3 separate regions of the Mus musculus genome follow, and regions 1 and 3 are each linked to region 2. The links are chromatin loops, found by intact Hi-C in ENCODE. Cell type or tissue: heart. All regions are shown on one strand.

What was found. Hi-C counts contacts between places; a loop is a spot of excess contacts. Peaks named below come from ENCODE experiments on the same cell type or tissue, not always from the same donor. Only the 100,000 strongest peaks of a DNase experiment are listed, where the experiment ranks them.
Region 1: a loop joins it to region 2, with 7 times the contacts of the local background. A loop is called at or near these places in 32 of 42 quality-filtered maps.
Region 3: it touches region 2 in a loop (7-fold over the local background); 34 of 42 quality-filtered maps call a loop at or near these places.

Annotation. Positions count from the first base shown.
Region 1 is chr9:41,949,536-41,952,035 of GRCm38, reverse strand. No RefSeq gene overlaps it. Among named protein-coding and RNA genes, the nearest start is that of Gm36227, 32 kb to the right of the region's middle. RefSeq lists an enhancer at 1-2,500. In heart, CTCF peaks have their summits at 693 and 1,207; DNase peaks (open chromatin) are centred at 715, 1,205, 1,775 and 2,355; H3K4me3 peaks cover 1,763 bases; H3K27ac peaks cover 2,500 bases.
Region 2 is chr9:41,460,652-41,463,151 of GRCm38, reverse strand. All of the region lies in intron 3 of Mir100hg (Mir100 Mirlet7a-2 Mir125b-1 cluster host gene), which reads right to left. Among named protein-coding and RNA genes, the nearest start is that of Mir100, 70 kb to the left of the region's middle. In heart, no CTCF peak of the experiment used is centred here; a DNase peak (open chromatin) is centred at 1,131; H3K27ac peaks cover 1,074 bases.
Region 3 is chr9:41,230,284-41,232,783 of GRCm38, reverse strand. No RefSeq gene overlaps it. Among named protein-coding and RNA genes, the nearest start is that of 1700063D05Rik, 25 kb to the right of the region's middle. RefSeq lists an enhancer at 2,239-2,500. In heart, no CTCF peak of the experiment used is centred here; no DNase peak of the experiment used is centred here; H3K27ac peaks cover 215 bases.

The DNA of each region.
Region 1 (2,500 bases), 490 kb before region 2:
TTGTGTGTAACGCTGACACGCACACGTTTTCCTCTGACGTATTTGTACACATATATACTTCTTGCAAACACTTGTGCGGAGTGTTAGGCACTTGGCAGGCAAGCAATGAATAACTTGGGGAAGACTGAACAAAACGCTAAGGTTGTATGTCATGGCTGTCAGTGAGGTCCCTGTTCAGAGCTGGGATCCACCACTGGCTTTTTGAGGGTGGACGAGTTACACAGAAAGGGATGGACAAGCTCTGCCTGACGACAGTAGTATCTCTGAACTCTGGAGCATTCTCAGACCTACTGCACAACCATAGCAGGAAAGAGAGCTGGTTGGTGGGAGTGCAGGGCGGGAGCTGGGAAGTGGTTTCTTTGTTCTGGGAGATTTCAGCCGGCACGAACCGCAAATTTTACTGTCTGCACACCAAGAGCCCCTCCCCTCCCCCTTACCGCCTTCCTTTCCAACCTGAGAATTCATTCGCTGCCACCCTCGGTCTCTTCCTCTGCCCCAGAGCAGTCACCAGGGAAAGATCTCTTTGTTGAGAACACCCCGAGACAACTCAGAGTTGCAGAGTTCCCAGGGCACTGCCAGGGTTGCCCTCCGAGGAGAGTGGTCTCCCGGGCACAGACCCCCACCTGTTGATCTCTCCTTTCCCCGGGGGTGAGCGGCAACTTGCATTGTGCCGGGATCTCACGCGTTTCCCCGGCAGGCTCGGCAGATGGCGCTCATGAGCAAAGCCACCACGGTCCCTTCCCTGCCCCTCCCCACCGTCGGGGCCTCGCTGGGCTAAAGCAAAAACAGATGTTTTCATCATTTTTGGATCTGGCACGTGACTTGCAGTTCAGCAATGTGCCGACAGAACCCAGAGTTGTGTGTTTCCTTCATCTCCCGCAAAATAAAACAATCTTCCTTAAATGAGCGTTCCTCTAAGTGAGCCTGCGACACACGATCTCTTTAGCACAAGGGGTTGTTTGCTTAATGGAACTCCAACTGCGAGTGCCCTGCTAGCCAGTCTTGGGTCTATAATTGGGAAGAGGTCCTTTTTCAGAGAAGACAGTGAGCGGCCAGACTGGCTATCTTTACCTTAAGGGCTGGGGACAGGCGCTAGCGTTTTAAAAATAGCCCTGGTCTGGCTGGCGAGGAACCTGCCTTGCGTGGGTGCATAGGGGTCGCGAACAAAACAGGAAGGCCGAGGCGGCGCGCCCTGTTCCCCGCGCCCACGGCAGGTGGCAGCATTGGCCCGAGCTGGCCTCTGCCACTGGCCAAGCCCAAAGAGGGCCCTTTTACTTTCGGTGGCCTCAAAATTATTAGTTCCAGATGAATTCTTGCGATTGTAATATTTGGTTTAACCCAATCGGCCCGATTGCGTCAGCGTACGCTCACACTCAGCCGTCTGAAGTCTAACCAGACATCAGAGGCTTGTTTCAGGAGTGTCAACATTCCTCATCCTTTGAAAGAATTAAAACAAAAAAACGCAAACGCTGATTTATCCCCAAAGGAAAGGGGGGCTGAACAGACGTGCAGCTAGGGTGACCAGAGGGAGTGAACGTGGAGATTCAGGCGGGAGTCAACAGTTGAACCTTGACGAAGCCTGCTTGGGGAGAATTGGAGTTCTTTGTCGATCTAGGACGGACCTCTGGGTTTTATGAAGGTTGGGGCGAATAAGCTGAACTGGTTTGTGAGACAAGAGGCCTGGAGTCATGTAGACTGCTATTGCCAGGCACAGAACACGCTGAGCCTCTGTTTAACCCTTGGCCTGGCTGCTCCTTCCAGGGCCAGACACAGCCTCCTAACAGCTGTGGGGGATTTCTGAATCTCCCTTAAGGATGCAAGCTGTGTTTCCTGAGGATAGCAGCCCACACCCCAGAGGACCTCTTGAAAAGATGAGGCCTCCAGCAGACCTTGCTGAGTGGACCCGCTGGAATGATCATATGTCTTGTAAACAGCCCTTTGCGTGTCACACACCAGGCAGGGATGCTTGGGGACCCATTCTAGTAGTCTCGGGTTTTACAGGTGTTATCCTATGAGATTAAAAGACTGCACGCTGAGTGCAGGGGCACTGATAGTTAAATCTGGCCACAAGACACACAGTTCCACCCACGAGAGCAGAAAGGGTGCCCTGCCTCCCTTGGCTGAGCTGGAATGACTTGTCCTCGGAAAAGAAGGTCTGGTCTTTACTGTGCGGTCCCCATCCATGCATTTTTTTTTCCAATCTGTCTTCAAACTCTTCAAGTAATGTGGTCAAGGAAGCTAGGGAGATTTCTGCTAGCTAATTTCAGGGAGCTTGCCGGCTTTCAAGCAGGTCTCTGGCTCAACTCGGTGCTGATCAAAAGCCAGCACCCATCTGGCAGATGCCTCAGGTCCTGCCCTTGGAGAGCTAGCTGGTGGTGGCTGACTGGGGTCGGAGTCTGCCAGGCAGGCTGGCTGTGCGGCCATCTTGTCCTTCCCTTTTCTCTGCCCAGTGGTGGTTGAGCTCAGTGAATCAAGCATGGAAATAAAAATGGTGGGTGAA
Region 2 (2,500 bases):
AGCACCTCCCAGTGCTAACACAGAGCAGGAATTTAGTAAGTGCTTACTGAGCAAAATGAATGTGCCCCCTCGCTCGAGGGCTCTTGCTGGCACAGCCACTCACTTCTTCTCTTTCCCAAGAGTATCATGTAACCTTTGCTCTCAGGAAGTTCTGACTTGCGTTTATCTCAAGTCTCTTTTATGCATATATTTCTGAGTTTTATTTTTTCCCTTCTAATTTCAAAAAACAATTGCTGGTCATGTGCCTCACGCTTATCAGAGTAACTGCAGAAGTCAGCCATTCTACAAAGTCAGCTTTATTTAAGGAATTAAATTGGAAATGAGCATTTGAGATCTCGGGGCCACCTTTCCCTTTTGATAGACAAATAGCAAAGAATTTTTTAGATGAAGTTTGAGACAGACACAGAGGTACACCTGTAATCCCAACACTCTACAGGCTAAGGTGGGAGAACCATAAGTTGGAGGTTAGCCTATGCTACAGAGTGAGACCTACCTCGAAAATGATACCTAGAGGATTTTGATCAGCTAGAGTCTTGGCATTACAGTGACGTTTTGAGGTGAGCCTCCAATATGCCATGCTTATATTACATGTGTAAGTATATGTTTAAGGGACAAATGTGTAAGAACCTATTGTCAAGAGCTGATCAGACTAGAACAGGGAACCATCGGAAGGCAAGAAAAGCAAACCTTTTCTCTCTGTGGTCCTTTGTTTAAAATCACTAACTCATTGGTGAGGATGCAGGAAAGTCCCAAGAGTTTAAACAACACAATGAACCAAAAATCAAACTTGAGAAAACTGGGACGGGGGTAGGGGTGGGGGGTGGGGGCTGTCAATTGGTACAAATTGAGGATGTGATGAAAGTCCATTAAAGGACAAATGTCATATGCCCGTTGCCCTTTCAAAAGAAATGTTTGTGCGTTTTCACTGCTAAAGCAAGTTTCCACTGACCACACATTCAGAAAGCTAGCAAGAATTGCCCTTCAGCAGCCCTCAAACTGGCAGACTCCTTCCTTCTGGCCAGTGAGCTCAGGGTCTGCGTGACTGCAAGGCAAGTCATTTGGGGACACTGGAATTCTGAGCTAGGAGCCAGACGAGGCAACAAAGATAAGGTCTGGACAGAAACCTGGCAGCCTAAGCAACATCTGCTGGGACCAAGGGTTTGGCTCTGGCTCCTGCCGGGCTTGCTAGGGCTGCAAGCCGGGAAGCAGGCCTGTGGTGCTCCTGACAGCAGGTGGCGCAGGAGAGCAAAAACCAAACCCGGCAGGACCCAAGAGGAAGCAGGAACCATTGTGTTCTTCCGGCCTTTGCAAGTAAGCACCATTGTCAAGGGAGGCCACGGAGACCATGCTCGCCTCTTAACGTTCCACACATTTCCTCGGTGGGGTACAAAGTTACATGTGGGTCTTTCTCAGGGAAAGAAAAAAACAAGATGGGCCTAGAGATAAACCTTTCAGGAAATGTGCCACGAAAATCCAAGATTCAACATTGTACATTGATTTCAGAAGCCGGAGCTGAAAGGTGCAAACCACTCTGAACTCTGAGACAGGGCATGACCAAAGTTCAGTTTCTGAAGTTCCATCCACATCTAAAAAACAAAACCAAAACAATAACAAGGAAAACACCCACCTAACGTGACTGGCGGCAGTCTAGAACGCAACAGTTTTGAATAGCCACAGCAAGAAAGAAAACACAGGTGCATCTTTAATGAGACTAAAAGAAGCAACTTTAATGTCTCTCTCCTTCTAAGCTTGTCTCCAAATACATCCTTTGTGGGAAAAGGCAGTGTAAAGGCTCCCTTCCCACATAAATACCCAGAATTCCTCATATTCTGTGTTCCACAGGGAAGAGAAATTAGTCCTTCTTGTTCATTCTTTTTTGTTTTTTTTTGTTTTGGGGGGGTTGCTTGTTTGTTTGTTTTTCAAGACAGGGTTTCTCTGTATAGCCCTGGCTGTTCTTGTTCATTTTTATAGTATCACAAATTTAAGAACCTTATGCAGTAGAAGATTCTAAGTGCTGGCGGTGGGGGTGTACCTGACGTACAGGGTACAAAAGAGCCCTTCTTCTCAAATACACAATACCCCGTGAGCCTCAAAGCAGTAGGGGGCAAAGATGTTCTTCAGCTGTGTAGGTTGGCTTGGGGGGAAACCGTGAGTAAACGAGAGGAATTTTCCTTGTTTTTCCACTTGGTTTCCTTTTGTGTTGGGATTTCTTACACAGGCAAGGAGCTCTCTAAGCACCAGTGTTATATAAACCAGTGTTCAAAGTTTATGTAAGCGTGGAGAGCAAAGAGCTCCCTGGCTTAGAGAAAGTTGGTGGAACATTCAATGCATTTGTTCAACATTCAAGGCTCCCCAAAGCTTCTGGACGTTTTGCTTCACTAGTAGATGTGTTCTGGATCTATCATATGACCTACCTGCTGCCGTGGTGGATGCCCACACCATAGGTGTTTCAATGACAGAAAGTGTGAGTCAACAACAACAAAAAACAAAAAGAAACAGT
Region 3 (2,500 bases), 230 kb after region 2:
TTGACGGGAAAATTGTATACATTTCAAATGTATACCATAAAGCCTGATGAGCATATGTATTGTAAAATTCTCCCCGTAGTAGACCCAATTCATATGTTTATTACTTCCGTTAACTCTTTATATAGCTGACGAAAACTCCTGTGATAAGTTCTCGTAGAAAACTCCAAGTGTGTGCTACATTACTATAAGTATTGTCAACATGCTGTAGAATAGGTCTACAGAACTGATTCATCCTGCATAACTGACCTTTGACCAATGTCCTCCCCTGTCTTCCAATCCCAGCCACTAGAAGCCATCATTATACTCAGGACTTCTCTACAAGTTCAATTTCTTCATATAAATGGGATCATGCAGGATTTGGCTCTCTATGTATCACATTTCACATAATATAATGTTCTCCAGGTCCATTGCTAATAAATGTGACATCACATAGTTGACAGGAATCCCCCTTCTTTGAAAGCTGAATAATATTCCACCTTTATATGAATACGTATGTGTTCATATGTATGTGTCACAATTTATCTGTCCATTCACCTTTTATTATGGTTGCAGTGTCTATGAACGTTGTTACAATGAACAGCAGGATGCTATTACCTCTTTAAGATGCTCTTTTTATTTCCTTTGGCTACATAATCAAATGAGGGATTGTAGGAGCACATAAAGGTTCTAGTTCTTAGGAACATACACACTATTTTTCGTAATAACAGTAATGATAGACATTCCCATCAACTGTGCACATGGGTCTGCTCCCCACATCCTCACCAACACTTACATATGTGTTTAGTAATACCCACCCTAACAGGTGCTAGGTGATGGTTTATTTATGTGTGCACATGGTACACATGAGTTGTCCACTCTTCAGTGTGTGGCTTTAAGACTTCAAGACCCAAACATTCCAAGTTGGATAAAGTAAATCAGACCTGTAATCATAGCACTTAGAAAGAGCTGAGGAAGATGGATTGTGGCACAGTCAAAACCAGTGAGAGCTATGCAGTGCGTCCCAGGCTAGCCTGAGTCATGGAGTAAGACCTTATCTTAAAAAGAGCCATGTGTCTTGTCTTTGCAGAATAAGATGTTTTCCTTATGAGACCAGGATCTACTTTGATGTGTGTTAGATTTAAAAACCTTCTCTATGTGTAATGGGCCTTCTTTATAAATGTGATGACTCCTCTATATGCAAATACTGACTGGTAGTTCTAAAATCAGCATGCGCACACCTAGTAGGGACAAATTAATGTTACTTATGGTTTCTGTTTGTCTTAGCAAAGTAATAGAGAATAGCATTTTGTCCAAATACCTGGGAATAGATTAAGTAAGAAGAATAAATCCAGTAATTAGTTTTGGAGTTGAAAGCAGGGTTGACTTCATTATATAATGGCTTCCAAAGGGAATGGCTGTCTTTCTTTTGAAGTTTGATTAAATGTGTGCCTAGGGAGAATATTCCACTCGGCCCTCCTCAGGGATTCCTTTCCACGGTGTGGTTTCCCTGGGGTACTTGGTACAGTGATCTGCTCTGCTTTCCTTCACAATTGTCCTGAGGCCCTTTGTGTTTTCAAACTGCTCTGCCACTGTTTTGTTCCTTAGGATTCACTTAAAAATGATTCCATGAGGGGATACCGTGAAGCAAGCACAGTTCAAAGGGTTTCTGACGAAACTGTAACAGAGAATTTGAACGTTGGTACATTGATAGGGTGTTTTCAAATTGTCCTTTTAAAAACATAGTCATGTCCAAAATTCAAGCATGCTTGAGAGAACACCAAGCTCAGCTTTCTCTCTTTGGAGACAGGGTACAGTCGACAGATGAAAGCGCACAATGGTCAGATACATTTACATTTCCGATAAACAGTTGGCTTGTTAGCATACATGTCTCAATAACCCCATAAGAAATCTAATTTTAGGAGTTCTGGGTTCTTATTTTCTAAATCTGGTACCTCTGGAACAGGAAGAAGATGTATTAATCACCCCAGAGCTGTGTGAACTGCAAGATAGATAGATAGATAGATAGATAGATAGATAGATAGATAGATAGATAGATAGATACATAGATACATAGATACATAGATACATAGATACATAGATACATAGATAGATACATAGATAGATACATAGATAGATACATAGACAGATACATAGATAGATACATAGATAGATACATAGATAGATACATAGATAGATAAATTGTAATCTTCACCCTTTTAAAAAGTTTTAGAAATTTATTTGAGTCCAGTTACAAGCTGCCCTCTGACCCTTACATGCCAGTCATGGCATGGGAGCACTCATCCACACACAATAAATGTATACGCATGCATATGTGCACATGCCTGCGTGTATGTGTGGTTATGGGTATACTGCGTGCATTCTTGCATGCGTGCATGAGTTGTGTGTGTGCACACACATATGTGTGTCTGTGTGTGTCTGTATGCGTGTGTGTGTGTGTGTGTGTGTGTTTGTGTGCGCACGCGTGTGTGTTCATGCACCTCAGCGCTCATGCGGAAGTCAG